2 separate regions of the Homo sapiens genome follow, and region 2 is linked to region 1. A link is a loop called in an ENCODE intact Hi-C map of the cell type or tissue named here. Cell type or tissue: ascending aorta. All regions are shown on one strand. Links, peaks and the distances in the headings refer to the core of each region. The heading gives the core; the rest is flanking DNA. Region 1 overlaps MYO1B (myosin IB). Region 2 overlaps MYO1B (myosin IB).

What was found. Hi-C counts contacts between places; a loop is a spot of excess contacts. Peaks named below come from ENCODE experiments on the same cell type or tissue, not always from the same donor. Only the 100,000 strongest peaks of a DNase experiment are listed, where the experiment ranks them.
Region 2: it touches region 1 in a loop (2.1-fold over the local background); 2 of 110 quality-filtered maps call a loop at or near these places.

What each region holds. Positions count from the first base shown.
Region 1 is chr2:191,364,576-191,372,910 of GRCh38, reverse strand. MYO1B (myosin IB) reads right to left here. Exons shown (of 31, transcript NM_001130158.3): 12 at 3,283-3,369; 13 at 2,619-2,684. It also overlaps the pseudogene RNU6-1045P. Among named protein-coding and RNA genes, the nearest start is that of MYO1B-AS1, 120 kb to the right of the region's middle. In ascending aorta, for the core only: a CTCF peak has its summit at 3,683; DNase peaks (open chromatin) are centred at 6,380 and 6,670; H3K27ac peaks cover 4,380 bases.
Region 2 is chr2:191,261,808-191,270,142 of GRCh38, reverse strand. The region is part of intron 1 of MYO1B (myosin IB); the gene reads right to left. Among named protein-coding and RNA genes, the nearest start is that of MYO1B-AS1, 20 kb to the right of the region's middle. In ascending aorta, for the core only: no CTCF peak of the experiment used is centred there; a DNase peak (open chromatin) is centred at 4,312; H3K4me3 peaks cover 2,324 bases; H3K27ac peaks cover 4,553 bases.

The DNA.
Region 1 (8,335 bases), core at 290-8,289:
GTCACAAAAAAAAAAAAAAAAAAAAAAAAAAGGAAATATAACGCAGGCATTTTCATAAACTGAAGTCTCTAGTTGAAACAGTGTTGAGAAAAATGATGGTATAACTTGCAGAAGGAGGGCACATTCAGCAAGACAGGTATGGAGAGAAACTTGAATTAACCAGAAGTGAAAAATATTCTTGGATTGCTGAAGGGTATAGGGTATTTCACCCAGCATCAAGTTAAAGGATGTTTACACAGGAACATCTGACTTCTGTTCTGATTAGGTCTGTAGCAAACAAACTTTTAAAACGTAATATAGTTTCCTGATTAGACTTTCCTACCTGATAGGATACATCCTCTGGCAGCCACAGACTCTCAATCTTAGGGCTAAGACTCTAAGCTCCATGCAGACAAGGAATATCTCAGTTATGTTTACTACTGGTATCTGGTAACTCAATAAACACTTGAGAAATGACTCGAATTGTTTATGAGTTATAACTCAGTTTCCTTTGAGTGTTATAAGTGTTTCTTTTCCCATGGCTAATTAGATCTTAGGACCTACTGGAAGTCAAAGTTAACTAGATATCCCATCATAACCTCATTATCCTATTTTTTAAACTTTCCATGTGTTGTGATATGATATTAAGCCATTGCCCACTGGCTTAAGATCAATAATCCTTTTCTAGCAAAATTAAAACAAAATCAGTTTCTTTGACTTTGGAAATGTCATTGAATGTATCTTCTTAATCTAACTTTCTAGTGAAATCTCTGCTTACCCATCTCCCCTGCTCATGAAACCATTTAAATCTAGATTAGCACAGCAATGTGCTAGGTAGTAAGTCTTTTTCCCTGCCAACTGTAAAGAATGACTTTGGCATTCTGCCCATTTAGTGATAGTAACTTGAGGTCTTGCTAGAAAGAAATTAATTTCGGCAGTGATTTCTGTGTGTACTCAAGCATTTCTCCTAACTCAGAAACCTCAAATTCTTCCCTTTCTACCAAGAAATTGGTAGCTTTCCTTTGTAGATTCTGCTAAATGGGCAGCAATACAAGCAGATGCTGTGTTGAAGACCTCTGTTCTGGGGACCCCATGGGGAAGCCACCAGCACACACACTTCCATCTACGAAGCACCCAATGCTGGCCAGGAGCTTGGAGTAATGACAAGGGTGGAGAAACAGGGGAGTCAGAGACTTACCACATTTATTTTTTTCTTACTTCCAGATACTGGGGAACCTGTTACTTTGGGAAGAAAGGTGAGGAAGTGCCCCTGGTCTCAATCTTAGTAAGAAAGAAAAGCAATAAATGAAAATATTAAAAGGGCCTGGAGTTTAGGTCCTGAGTCTGCCGCTAAGTAGCTGTATAACCCTGGGGAGTTAGTTGACCTGAGGAGCTTTACTTTCTCATCTGTAAAATGGAATTCATAATAATAACAGCTACTTCATGAGGCTGTTTTGAAAAGTAAATCAGACCATACACACACCACTTACCACAGTGCTTACATACAGTCGGCCCTCAATTAGTACTTACCATTAGCTATTAAATATAGAATATGATTGAGGGAAAACATACTAAGAAAAAGGCATGTGCTAGCAAGGTCTGGTTTAGGTGAAAGGAATGATCTGATGTTTTTTTTCTGAGATTCTGTGACCCTAATTTTTTAGAACATGTAAATTCTTTGGGAACATTCTGGGCAGAGCCTGGTTCCTTAAAGAAATTCACAAATCTTACTTGTGGAGGAGAATTAAGAAAGGAGGAGCCCGATCTACTTCTTATTTCCGTGAACCAAACTAAAATACCACTCCTAAAAGTGAGAATAAATGTTTTAATAGATCCTTAAAACTCCTTCTAAATGTCAAAGTTAGCAAGGGGGCAAAAAGGAAATTCTAACATAAGTAGATAATGTTTATTTTCCAAATCACTTTTTTCAGGGGCCATGCTCATCTTCTCTATATCATTCTAATTTTAGGTATATGTGTTGCTTAACCAAGCACAAATGGTTTAAATATTTAATCTGTAACAAGCATAGAATCATTTTAAAAAATTCACCATGAGCTTCAGCAGAAATTATTTCAACCTCTGCAGCAGAATTCATTATCATAAGATCACAGTAATGAGACTCAACACATCACCTAATCCAAATCCTCTTTCTCTGAGTCTCACAGATGAAATGACCAGCCCTGGCAAGGCCAGAACCTATGTCCAGCCCTCCTGTGGCTTTCTTTATGGCACCAACCTGCCACACTTTCTAACAACACACAAATGGCCACAGACATACTCATTGTAGCTTGTTGGAAGCCTCACGGTTAGAAATTTAAATACGCAATTTCAAAAGTCAGGTACTAATACGAGTTCTTTTTAAGCAGTACTGTCTCCAAAATGCTGGCTCTCAGCATACGCACACCACACACACACACACACACACACACTCAGGCACACATGCAGGAATACACAACCAAATTTTGTTACATCTACACAAAGATTTGTTGGCAGATTCAAAGTGATAGTGTGTTACATCTACACAAGGATTATTTGTAGATTCAAAGTTACAGTTACTTATAATGTCTACATAATACAGGATTTAATTTCCAACCATTCCACTCTACTAAAGACAATACAAAAAAAATTTTAAATCTTACCTCGAAAATCTCAAAGCCATAAATGTCCAGAACACCCATGACCTTCTTTCTCACTTTTGTTTGTGCCTTTAAAAAGTTTCAAATTAAAGGGTTAATTAAGGCATGAAATATAACACTACAAGCATCCAAGGAACATAGATATATATTACAAATTAATTATGTTTCTTAAGTAAGAAAATAACTAATTTAGTTGTTTTTTAAAAAATGTATGAGATGAGGCATTGGTATAGAACTCTTTTAGAAATTTTAATAATAGGTGATATATTTAAAGAAGGCATTAGTGGTGCCTTTCAAAATCACCTAGTCCAACACTCTCATTTTAGTAATGATTAGATCATGACCTAGTGAAGTAAAGTGACCTTTTCAGCAAAGTGTGTACCACTAGTTACCAGGTGAGCCAGGCCAAAACCTGGGACGCCGACTCCCAGAGTAACTCCACAAAGACCATCAGACTATTCACCAGTCAGAAGCAACACACATGGCAAAACAAAATAAACAAAATCCCTGACAAATTTCAATCTTATACATGGTACACTCTTTTTAAGGAATAATCTTTGTAAGTGGCAATCAATTATTTGATTATAAATTTAAACTTTCTTCAACTTAATGTTTATACTGTGAATACCATTTATTACAACTGATTTTGCTCATAGAAATTCAGTACCTTAATGCTTTCATTGATTCGATTTACCAACCATGAAAACAACCTGCTGTAGAGGTTTTTAGCCAGAGCATCACGGGCATAATAAGCCTATTAAAAAACAAACAAACAAAACTTAACACCCACAATTCCACAATGCTTACTTTTAATAAAATCATAAAGATACTTTTAAAAAATATTTGAAGCTCTTTTATTTCACATCTTTGCAGAACCAGTTTTCTTGTATCATAAACAATCAAACCTTTAAGAGAATTAGGCAAATTGTTTATACACAGTTACACTTTTTCACAAACCAGGAAACTAATTTTAAATACTGCAAAAACTTTCACCACAAAGATATTTATTTCAATTTTATGGAACAGAGAAAAATCAGACGCAATTTAGACATCCAACAATAGGGGGTAGTAAGAGAAACATGCACTGAGAGTAATGTTACATAGTCATCAGAGAGTGATGGTTATGAAAATCAGGTAATGAAATGGAAATGCTCGCGTAATGTGAAAATTAAACAACTGTCTACTTAATATGATAACTATTTTTTAAAACCCTTATACACAGAAATGGAAATTCAAAGGAGATATATGAAAATGGCTTTGACTGATGGAATCTGCAAATTTTTTTTCTTCACTCAATCTTTTTTTATTTTTAAATTTTTTTGGAGACAGAATCTCACTCTGTTGCCCAGGCTGGAGTGCAGTAGCACAATCTCAGCTCACTGCAACCTCTGCCTCTTGGGTTCAAGGGATTTTCGTGCCTCAGCCTCCCGAGTGACTGGGACTACACGTGTGTGCCACCACGCGTGGCTAATTTTTGTATTTTTTGTACAGACAGGGTTTTGCCTTGTTAGCCAGACTGGTCTCAAACTCCTGGCCTCAGGTGATCCACCCACCTCAGCCTCCCAAAGTGCTGGGATTAGAGAGGCATGAGCCACCATGCCTGGCCACACTAATCACTTGAGTATTTAAAAAAACTTCCACAATGAGTTCTTTTAAGTTATAGAATGAACATAAACCCCTTCTTACGTGCTTATCTACTTTTAAAGTTATTCAGAACTACTTGACAAAGAGGCAGAAGACATATGCATCTCTATGACTCTTAGAATCCAAAGGCCGAAGAAAGTCAGGTTTGGACAGAAGAATCTAAACACCCTTAAATGCACCGAGTGCCCAGAGCATACAGTAAGTAAGTACTAATGAGATGTTTAATACCAGCATCCTGGGGAGGCCTGGAGGTTGGGTGTCAGCAGCCTAACAAGGAACTGGCCTTGGGAGAGAAAAAGCTTGAGGTTTTGTTGCTATTTTCAACATGCTGGCCGTATGTGTGTATTTTGCTGCTTCTAAGTAAAAATTGGGGTATTACTGTTAAAATTAACCAGTACATTTTTATTTTACAAAGAGCACAACTTGTTAGATTATGTGGGAATACTTTCTCTACATTTCTTCCTAAATAAAATGTAACAACTTTAATAACAGATTCACTTCCCTGGCAACATAACACAGCTGAAGATAACACCTTTTCCCTTCATCTGACATTTCCATGCTAATCCCAAACCTCCCTCCCTACTCCAATTAGGGTTAGAGAATATACCTAAGAGTTGGCAACAAACAAATAAACAAACAAGGGAGGGAATGCTTCCATAGTAGAAAATGCATGTCAAATGCTAAAACAGAGAAATCAAAATATAATTTAGATGCATCTTTCCCCAATACCCTTTCTTCTAGTTTTTGCTTTCTTAAAATAGGTAATTTAAGTGCTTAGAATAATGCCTAGCACACAGTTAGTCTATAGATGTACTTATATTGATTTCTGAAGTATCCTTTTCGTCTACTACTACCTCATGAGGCTATATAATTTCCAAATCCTTTCCTTTTTCTTCTTATAAATTCAAGTTATCTCAAAACACCACATAATTTCAAAACACCATGTTTTTGTAAATGAGCCCTTTTTCATCTTAATGTCGTCCAGCTTTTTTAGTTACATGCTATCTACTTTCAACAAGCCACTATTTCAATAAACAACTGAACTAATAGTGACAATTTATTCTGATAAATTGCTTTATATTTTTTAAAGTGTATTCACAGCCAATATTAATCTTCTTTGGTTTCTTCAACAATATTTATTCCAGGGGTCTCAAACTCAAATGTTTCCAGGGACTGTGTGATAGAAATGAACAGGAAATGATGGCTCTCTCTATTGGGGTTAGAGGATGCATTCCAGGCTAAAGGCACTCAAATTCAAAACTTAAAGAGCAAACAAACAAAACCAAAGAAAATACTACCCTTTAGTCAACTAAAAATATTGAGCTTTACCTGGCCCTAGGAGCTGCCAATTTGCCACCTGGCTGCCAATGTGCCACCCCTGACTTCCTGAGCCTGATTCATGCCACCAAATCTCCACAACATTATCCTATAAAGCAGTAAGGGAAGGAATGTCTATTCCCACTTAAGGACCACTAATATGGGGTGTAGAAACGAGGGAAGACTCAAAGTGCACTAATTCACCATCTCAGTTTCAAAGCACACTATGAAAAGACCATGCACTTCTGCAGCTGCATGAAACTCAGAGAGGAAAAGCCCAGGTGGAATGTGCTGCAGACATGGCCAGTAACAGGCATGGTCTAGGACGGCAAGTGACAAAGCAAGGTGGAGACTCAGAGATGCACAGACATGGGGCCTGCCCTCCAGGAGCTTAGAGTGGAGCTAAGGAGATCAAACTAACACAGAGGAAACAAGCAGAGGACAGGTGCCAAACTGCAAAAAAAACAGGTTCTGATGGGGGTGCGGGGTGTCTCAGGAGGCCTATTTGATCAAAGAAGTCTCCTAGGATAGGGCACAATCAGGTAGAGCATTTAGATGGGCAGAAAGAATGAGCATGACATGGGGGGTGATAGGCAGGTCGGAGCAGAGGCAGCAGGTAACAGAGAACTAGCAAGGAATAAACTGAGGTAAGCTGTGTGGGATCAGATTTCAGAGGACATCAGAAGCCAAGGAGAGAGTATGTCGGAGAAGCTGAAAAACTCTTGTCTTGAGTTTCTATTATTTCAGTATTAGTCCTCCTATCTAGAGAAAGGTCTAAATGCCTTGGGAAAAGGAGGCATGGGGCAATAAAGATGATGCTGGGGCCCAGGAATTGAAGCTATGTGGAAAGGCTAATAAAACAAATCACTTCTCACAGCAATCAAAACCTCCCAGGCAATAGATCAGTAGAACCAGATACTCTGAGTACTACATTAAAAATAAAAAAAAAAACAGTTGACTAAGGAGCCGAATAGCTGAGGATCTCTAGCCAAATTCTTTTATGCCAAAGGTTAAGAAAATGTGGAAAGTTTTCTTTAGTGATGTAAGGTGACTAAAATAAGCTTATAAAGTCAGAGGCACCTGGGCCTGGTTCCCATACAGGATGATTAAAAAAGCAAGAGTAAAACACACAATTTTAAAAAGACCCAAAATATACATATTCCTAAAGGGTCTTCTTAAACAACACAGGCTTTTTCATGGCTTCCTTACAGACTTAACAATTCCCACTCTGGCTATTGAAAATGTCCAAACTCGGTGGCTCTCAAAATGTGATCCTGGACCAGCAGCAGCAGCAGCAGTGTCACCTTTGAATTTATTAGAAATGCAAATTCCTCGGTCCTACCCCAGACCCACTGAATCAAACACTGGGGGTGAGGTCTGCAAACCATGTTTAGTCAGTCAGTCCACCAGGTGATTTTGATGCACGTTCAAGTTTAAGAACTACTGGTGCAGATTTGCCACTCTGACTGCAGACTTCACCTTTCCAGCCATATTGCTCTGAATCCTCTTTACATATCTACAGCTATAGCCAAGCTTGATTAATCCTTCTTCTGATATGTGCCCCAAATCTGGCTTTTCTCAATGTTTTCTTTTTGATATGCCCTTTCAGCCATACTTCACACATCTAAATCCTTTGATTGTTTCCATGGGGTCTTCCCTAACCTCTTACTTCCCAACTCAGGGCCTATGTGTGGGCTTGTGCTGTACAGGCTCTCAGCAGCATTTCCTTGATTAAGTAAGTTACTTCGTATCTGACTGTGAATTAGTGAGGATGACTTGGACAGATATGACAGCAAAAGCAGTAATTTAGGAGGAAGGACAGGCAATGGCTATAGCTAGGAAACGATTGCTACAAACCAAATTTCCATATATATAAAGTTATGGTATTTGCCACAGCCAAAATAACTCACCTAAAATAAGATATCAATGTTGAAAGCTAAAGACATAAAGGCATTCTTGGATTATAGTAGGAAAGGCTGGTTCAGCAACAGAGGGCAAGCCTGGCTCCACCCTACCATTTATGGAGGCTTTATGGATAGTTATGAGGATGAGACAACAAGAATACAGTTGGACAAAGTGGGGGCCTGAGTGGAAGTCCTAAGTTAGTAATTTAATTCTAGCCTGAGTCATTGACTGGTGGTAAAATGCGTAAGCCATAGCACAAAGGGTTTTAGTGAAAGGGGCTGCAGAAGCTGCCTGGGTATACATGCACGTATACAGGCATGCAACCATCCAAACACCCACCCACTTAACTTGAAGCAAAAGGAGAGAAGGCAGCAGCTCAGATTTGTGTCTTACAAAGACTAAAGACTTCACTGGCCCCAATATCAAGGGTAGAGGGGGTTCAAGAAGTAAGGCAGGGAGGCCAATTTGGCTTCTCCCACTGTCTTCTCCAAATCAGTAAATGACAACTCCATGTTTCCAGTTGCTTGGGCCAAAAACATTAAATCACCCTTGATTGTTCTCTTCCTCTTAAACCAGCTAGCACCAGCAAGTCCTGTAGCCTCTACCCTCTAATAATATCCACAATGTGACCACTTCTCACTGACTCCACTGCGACTACCTGGTTCAAGCCACCATCATCTCTGGGTTAGTGCACATCTCCTCGAAGGTCCCTCGCTTTCACTCCTTTTTCCCTGACCCTCTGCTCTCCACATCACAGCCAGAGTGACCCTTTGAAATACAAGGCAGTCATGCCACTGTTCTGCTCAAAACCCTTCAGTCATTTCCCACCTCACTTGAGTCTCCTTCCCTGCCCC
Region 2 (8,335 bases), core at 144-8,143, 100 kb after region 1:
CAGGAGCTGAAATTGTGGCGCTGCATCCATAATGCCCCCACCACTTTTAAATTCAGCCAAATTGCATGGCCATCTGCTCCTTTATTCTTACCTTCTCCTTTACCCCAAATTAGCAACCCATATTATCGACAGCCTGCCTACCAATCATCTCTACCACTTGGCTGTGTCTAACAGCTCAACACATTTCCAAAATTTGTATCAATCATCCCACACCAAAATATAAAAAACAAAACAAGAAAAATCTTACTCCCTCTAAATTCCACAAAATAACAATTGATCCATCCAGGTTCTCATCCTTGGCTTCTCCCTGTCTCTTCCTTCCTTCCCACATATCCAATCTGTCTCACTGACTGTATCACCTTGATTAAGCTCACTTCTATCCCTTCCCCTCAAGAGCTTTCTAAGGGGTCTCTCTGCCTTGTCTCGCCACCACAGCCTTGCCAGCCCTTTCCTTTTCCCCAGCCCACACCACCCAAGTTACTTTTTCAAATCACAATCTGATTAGGCATAACCTGCTTCAAACCCTTCAATAACTCTCCAGTGCCTTTCAGCCAGCATTATGATTCTTTAGCAGAGCCTCCAACAAATTAAACACAGACTCCCTACGTAACCGAGAAATTCCACCTCTGGGTATATACCTAAAAGAAGTGAAAGAAGGCACTCAAACAGATGTTGGTACACCCATGTTCATAGCAGCATCATTCACAACAGCCAAAGGGTATAAGTAACCCAAGTGTCCATCAATGGATGAATGGATAAACAAAATATGGTACATACACAAAATGGAACATTACTCAGCCTTAAAAAGGAAGGAAATCCTGATACATGCTACATCAACGAACCTTGAGGGCACTAAGTTATGTGAAATAAGCCAGTCCCAAGAGTAGAAATATACGATCCCACTTATATAAGGTACACAGAAAAGTCAAATTCATAGAGACAAAAAGAATGGTGGTTACCAGGGGCTGGGAGGAGAGAGTAATGAGGAGGTGCTATTTAACGGCTACAGTTTTAGTTTGGGATAATGAAAAATCTCTAGAGATAGTGGTGATGGCGGCACAGCAGTGGGAGTGCACTTAATGTGACTAAACTGTACACTTAAAAAAGGTTAAAATGGTAGATTTTATGTTATGTATATTTTACCAAGTTAAAAAAGAAATTCCTTAGCAGAGAACACATGATTCCACAGCCTTTCTCCTTAGTCCAATCTCTCCCCTGCACAGTCCCCACTTACACACACACAAAGATGCCAAGGCCTGCCACAGCACCTTCAGCCAGACCACAGCTAACTGAGTGGTGGGTATACACCAGCCCAAACAAAGCTTCCAAAGATCTGCCAGCAGGACACAGACACCACAGTCAGGTGGCTGTGGGCAGCAGAGCATGGAGCTCATAGAGATCCAGGGAACAGCTATCATGCGGGTGAACCTTCCCAGACTCCTCCAGAGGAAGCCTATCTGAAGAGAAGAATGAAGCATGGTGACAGACCATGGCAGGCAGACAGAACAGCTGCCTTTGCTGCCCAGAGTGGTTCTAGCTGTAGGCCCTCGAGAGGTTCCACTGAGCCTCTTGTCAGACATAAATACCCCCCAACTTAAACCAGTGTCAATAACCATTCCTCATAGGAGACATGCTGTGAGCAAGCCAAATCTTACGGACTGAATGCTTGCGTCCTCCCAAAATCTATTATGTTGAAGCCCTAGCCCCCAGTATGATGATATTTGGAGGTGGGTCCTTTGGAAAGTAATTTGGTTTAGATGCAGTCAGGAGGGTGAGGCCCCCATGAAGAGATTGGTGTCCTTATAAGAAAAAAAGAAACCAGGGTTCGCTCTTTCTCTGTAGTGTGAAGACACATCAAAAAGGCAGCCATCTGCAAGCCAGGAAGAGGACCCTCACCAGAAACTGAATCTACCAACAACTTGATCTCCCACTCCGCAGCCTCCAGAACTGTGAGAAATAAATGTCTGTTCTTTAAGCCACCCGGTCCATGGTATCTTGTTACAGCAGCTCAATCAGACCAATATGCCAAAATACTTCCCTTCCCTCACAATTGTGAGTTTGTTTGTCTGCTCTTCCCCTGGAGAAGGGAGGTTTAAGTTCTCAATGTGCACAAGCCCCATGCCTAACAGCGTGGCTGACACACAGGGCTCTGGTGTGTAGAAAGAAAATGAATAAATAAATGCATATTAGACAGGCACAGCCCATTCTTCTGTCCAGGACGGTTTCCATCATCGCTACCCTTCCACTCCAGGTCATAACTGGCAAAGGACCATCAGAGAGCCTCGATGACACACCAGGAATGTCCTCATGAAGGATTAAAGTTAGAAACCAAAGGACAAGACACTTCCTTAGTATTTACCAACCAAAAACGCAAACTGGGTGAAAACTGGATTCTATAGGACAATTTACTCAAGCAGCATTATTCTCAAAGGTGATGGGGCTGGTGGGCCACACAGAACCACACGGGGTGCCCTGCAGGGCTCCCTAAAGCATTGGAGAAAGTGAGTGCCCCGACATGCATTTGTGGAAAGACTTAGGTGATGGCTGATTTTCATTCCTACCTACACACTTGCTTAAAGATATTTATATAAGGTGTGTCTATTCATGGCATTTACCTCACCAATTATAATTCTCTCATTTTCCAATCCTTAAATTCACTGTGAAAGCCAACTATATATTGAGAAACCCCTCACCTCATTTTCTCTAAAGCTTTCTGCTGAAAATGTCTAATGGAATGCTAGTAGGAGGGCTTTTGTTAAAATCTTGGATTATGGAAGAAATAGGCACAACTACTGGGCAATTTCCATATAGTATGTTGTTGACTTGTGTTCAAATTCTGGCTAATACAAAGGACATGAAATTACCAGGCAATGAAGAAATCCAATAGATTTAAACAGGAAGTGAAAACAAACAAATGGATAAAAGCAAATGGAAGCCCATTTGCCATACCTGACTCCAACCTTAAAAAGCTGTGAGTGGGAGGGGCTATTAATTCAACATTCTGGTTATCTAAGGGTTAACACCCTAGGTTTTGTCTCTGCATAGGCAGAGAGGGACAGGCACCACCAAGATCAAGGTCTGTTTCTGTCTGAGTATAGAAAAGCTGGCCTTACATCAATAAAAGTCATCAACAAGGAGATACCCTTAATCAACCACCCTCAATCCCAGGCACAGGCCAGTGATTAAGGACTGAAAGACAGCATCTAGAACCTTACAATTTGCAAACTGACGAGAGGGAAAAAAGTTTTTTCCCAACTGTGTAAAGTGAGAATGACAAAATATACCATCTAGACTAATTAGAAGAAATTGAGTCAAAAATAACAGCGGCTGCTATAACAACATGGAAGGTTTTGGATTACCAGTTACCAACTCTCACTTGTGACGTAAGGGCAAAATTTCTAAGTGCCTTTGTTTATAATTAAAGAGCAAGGAGAGAGACCTTAGAATCCCAGGCAAAACCTTCCTTTAAAAAAGAAGGCGGTGGAGCCAGCTGGTTTCTAGAAGAGCCAGGGCGAGGATGAAGCTTTTCTGACGGGTCTGAAAATGGTCTTTCACACCTATTCTATTACATATACCCTTCAGTCTAATTCCTAAATCACCAAGCTCTTCACAACACTGCACCATTTTTCAAAGAGTTTTTGCTTCTATATTACAGAAGGCTTGCAGCAATAGTTTACCACCAAGGATCCTTTCGATCCACCCCATTGTGGTACGGCACAGGCTGTGGAGCCACAGACCCAGGCTGGAATCCAAAGGAATTCATCTCTGGAATTCAAATTTCTAATCTAAAAACTCAGGGATGACAATATCTATTCCACAGGGCTGTTATGTAGCCTGACTGAGAGAGCAAACTCATTAGATGAATTTCTCCCTCTCCAATGCCCCTTTCTTCTTCTCACCCTGAAGAGCTTACCTACTCTTCTGTCCTGTCTCCTAGCAGGTGTGTCCAGGTAACTAACCTAGTGAGTTACCTCATTTGCAGTTGATCTTACATGAGGTTTAACACCCTAAGGAGGAAATGCAGCCAACACCACTGTCCCTACAGTCATTTCCCGGAGGAAGCTCTACAGAGTCATGGCAGGAATGGCTGCCAAAGGGCAGGTCAACTTCAGAGAGCACACACCCCACTCCAAGGCTGGGTCTGAAAGTCATGCCCTGCCTCCCTCTCCACCCCCTCAACATGGACCCCCCACCTGCCACAACCCTAGAAGGTCCAGAATGGGCAGCATGCAGCCCAGCTGTAGGGGAACCGGTCGTCATGCTATACAGCTCACAATGACTGGAGAATTAATGAGCTAACGTCTGAAAAAAGGCTACAAATTCCTGAGGGACGAGGCAGCCAAAAACTATAAACCGCTGTTACATCCAGAAACACAAACTCAGCTGTACAGGGGAACATGCTAATTATAACGCACGGACTTTTCAATGCGTTCCTTCGAGGCAGATTTTAAAAATTCCAAGAAGTCAATGTGTTTAGATTGGCAAACCTGAGACCCCGGAACCCCTAAGTGAACGTAAAACTGTTCAAATATAACTGGCACACCCGACTCTGATTTGTTCCTGGTGGGTGCACAGACGCCAAGAAAGACTGGTGATTACTGAATTGAATATAGCCACCAGAGGAAAACCAACTTCCCTTCCAAATGAATCAGCTTATTAATCAGAGGGTCTCAATCTCATTCCATGTGCTAAGATCCTCAACAAAGTCTTACACCACTTGTAGATTCATTCCTCTGTTCTCTTTATGCCTGATCGGATCATGCAATCACTCAAGGTACACCTTCATTATAATTAAAAATACAGTGATTTGCACCTGGTAGGCACTCACATAGGGTTTCCTCTACCCATTAGTTTTGGAGGCCACTCCGGATTGGTTCTGAACAAAGACACTCACATAAAACAGCCTGGGATACACTATGGCAGAATGGCCTTCTTTAAAAAAAAAAAAAAAAAAACAGGGGCCTTCCCATCGTTCAGGCTCTTTTAGTGACAATGGAGAGAAATGTACTGAATTTAGTGCACTATTCTTGTTTGTAGGTTAAGGAAGAAAATTATCCCTCCAGAAAACAACAGCTTTGGCATTCTGCAACAGATCATAGGTTACAACGACTACTGCAGTGGTTCTGGAAAAAACATCCACAAGATCCAAGTTGCAGGCCCAGCTCTGCAGCTAGCTCACAGTGAGACACTGGGCACACTGCCACCTTCAAGCCTCAGTTTCCTCACAAAGCGTATAACACATCATCTCCTAGGATCTTGTCCCAGCTTCCAACGCTGTTGATTCAACAAAAAAAAACAAGGCTCAACTCTGGAAAGACTGAGTTTGCTCATTCTGGGATGAGCATGCATCCTAGATCTGGTTATAGAGAATGTTAAAAACCAAAAAGCCAGCAAATGCCAGACCACAAGAATCTCTCTCAGTGACATTACTCAGAGGCAAAGGAAAGCAGCTCTCTTTATTCTGATCTCATAACCAAAATAAAATATATTAAGAGTGCAACCATACACAGCACAGAAAGATGCACAGAATAACCAGGTAAGTTAGGCCATCAAGGCACATTTGAGCATGTTTTCTGTGTGTTTACAATACATGGTTAGCTACAAAATGGAACTGGCTACTTTTAAAAATTCACCTAGTTAGGAAAGCAAAAAAAAAAAAGTCTAAAGATTACAAATTAAGTAATCTACATGTAAAGGAGGGGAAAAAATATGCATCACTCAACAGTGAAGCTTTGGTAATGCCTTCATACTCAAGGTTTAAAAAAGTTTTTTAGAATAATAAAAATTCAGAAGCTTCCTCAAGCAGTAATCCACTAAAATAAAGTCCAATAAACTATGTAAACAAAGGCAGAGATATTTATACATTTACATTAGGATTTCATGAATGTTTATTAGTTGAGAATTGATCAAACAAAAATAGCTAAGATGTTCCAAAAAAGACACTGATAATGTAAATTGAGAAATAATTTTTAAAGAAAATAGCTAAACTGCTGCAGTGGGTTATTTCACCTACACTGATTAAAATCAACAATTATATTAGAATTTGGAAACATTTTCTAGGTCAATTTCTGGTTTTTCTAATGTTGGAAGCATTCCTTTTAAAATCAAAGGCACCATAATTCTTACATATCCTTAAATACATTCTGAAGTATTTATGAAGAACAAAAGACACTACAAACAAATCAACCTATAAGACATGCCATAACTAATCATTTTTAAGTCACAAATAAAATGTTTACTGAAATTTTTGTTTATAAAATTCACATTTATAAATGTTAACTAAATTTGAATAGTTCTGCTAATTTCCAAATATTCTACAGGATACAGCAGTTACTTCATATATTTATATAAGGAGACATACTGACAACACCCCCACACACAGTTTTTTCTCCTTGAATACAGCACATGTTAATAACCTGTAAAGCTATAGGAAAATCCATTTTTAAAGTTAATTACCTTGACCACGTATGGAGCAATAAAACAAATTTTCCCAAGAAAAGTTTTGGTAAGAAATAAAACATACAATAGTGAACTACCTTGTAGAAACCCGATTAAGAAAAGTTAACTTCCTTCTACAAGTAGTTTATCAAAAAAGGGGCTTTCAAAATACATTATTATATTATAAATCATCAAAACTTAAAATTTACATTTCTACCCTTACGTCTGTCTCTCAATAGGTGGGTAGAAAAACTAGAGTTCTTTTTAAATGACAAAATTATAAGGCCCCTCTGGTTTAGAAATTAAAACTGCTTACCAACTTTTCTTCTCCATTGCTTTTTCCACTGATTTAACTAGCACTTTAGCCTTCAGTTCATATGAAAGAGAGAGACAAACATTCGTTGTGACAGGGAGAACACACTAAGTACAACAAATATTTTGCAAGCAGATAAGAAGGGGAAAGTAGGTCAATATCCTGTGGCTAGGAAGAGGCAGCCTCAGCTTCCATACAGGGCTGTTTTATATGAGTTAATCATATAAAGTTGATCGAGAGTCCATCATGGATACATGCTGGACTCTTCTGTTGACAACCTCCCACTCTGACCCATGCTACTGGTATACAAACAGTACTTAGCAGGCAATGAAAGAAGAAAGAATGAGAGACACATCTACTGCTTCTCATGCATGTGCAATCTAACTGAGGAAAGAATACTTAAGAGTAAGATAACCAGTATAATATGTTCATATAGGGCAGGCGATTCACCTCAAAAGGAGGAATATAGAGATGAACATTTCTGTTTAGAGGTACAGCTACTATCATACAGCAGGAGAATCACAGAAGGATAGCTGAAGAGGTGAAACTCGACCATGAAAGGTGAGTTGGATGTGATTAAGCAGAAAAGAAGTTTAAAGCAAGAATAAAAAACATATTCAGAAGACGGTGACCTGGCAGAATGGTAGCAGAGGACGGCCGGTATAGGAGCCTGATGAACAATGAAGCTGGGATGAAAGGTAAGCCAAGGCTAGACTAGGAGTCAGACCTAAGGAGCTCACAGGTGTTAGAGTGGTGGGAATGGGTGGGCGGGGAGAGAGAAGCATTACATAGCCTAACCAGCGCATCTGTGCTACAGTCATTACTTATGTCACACATCAAGATGGCAACAACTAAGGCTCAGAGTCACTGGTGATGGTCCCATGGAAGATAAAACTGAGGTCAGCCACTACATACAGATGACAGGGAGCCACCAAAATGATTTTGAGCACAATAGAGACAACAAATTTAAAGGAGGCTTAAGCAGAGGATGGGCAGTCTGAATTTGTTGGCAAAGCGACTAAATGCAGGGAGGAGGACTGCTCTGTGCAGTTGTTCAGTTTGTGTACTGCATAAAAGTGGGCCAGCTGGGGAGGAGGGGGGGCGGCAGAATAAGGTGACTAAAATAAAGTTGAGCTCCTGTGGGATTGTGTCTGCCCCAAAGAGTGCCTTTTTCTCACTGCATACAGGCCCTATACAAGACAGTATATCAAGGAATTCATCTGGGGCCCCAATCTAGTAGTTGAGGAACAAGAATTAGGATAATGCTAATGGAAATGAAAAGGAGATGTGCCAAGGGAAATCACAGATGAGTCTATCATAAAAGGTGGGAAACTAATTTGACAGAGGTGGAAGAGAGACAGGAGCGTTTAAGACTAAAGTAGAGGTTCTCTTATCCAAATGCATAAGGATTGACAATTTGGCTTATTTTTTTTTAAGTCAGTTAAATTTGGAAGTCATAAAAAATGATACATACCTAAACAAGTCATTTTAAATGAAGCTCTACAAATATACATTTATTGTCAATCTTTTGTTATAGTGCTGGAGCCTTTTCTTTGAGTATATGTCCACTGTTGTACTCAATGG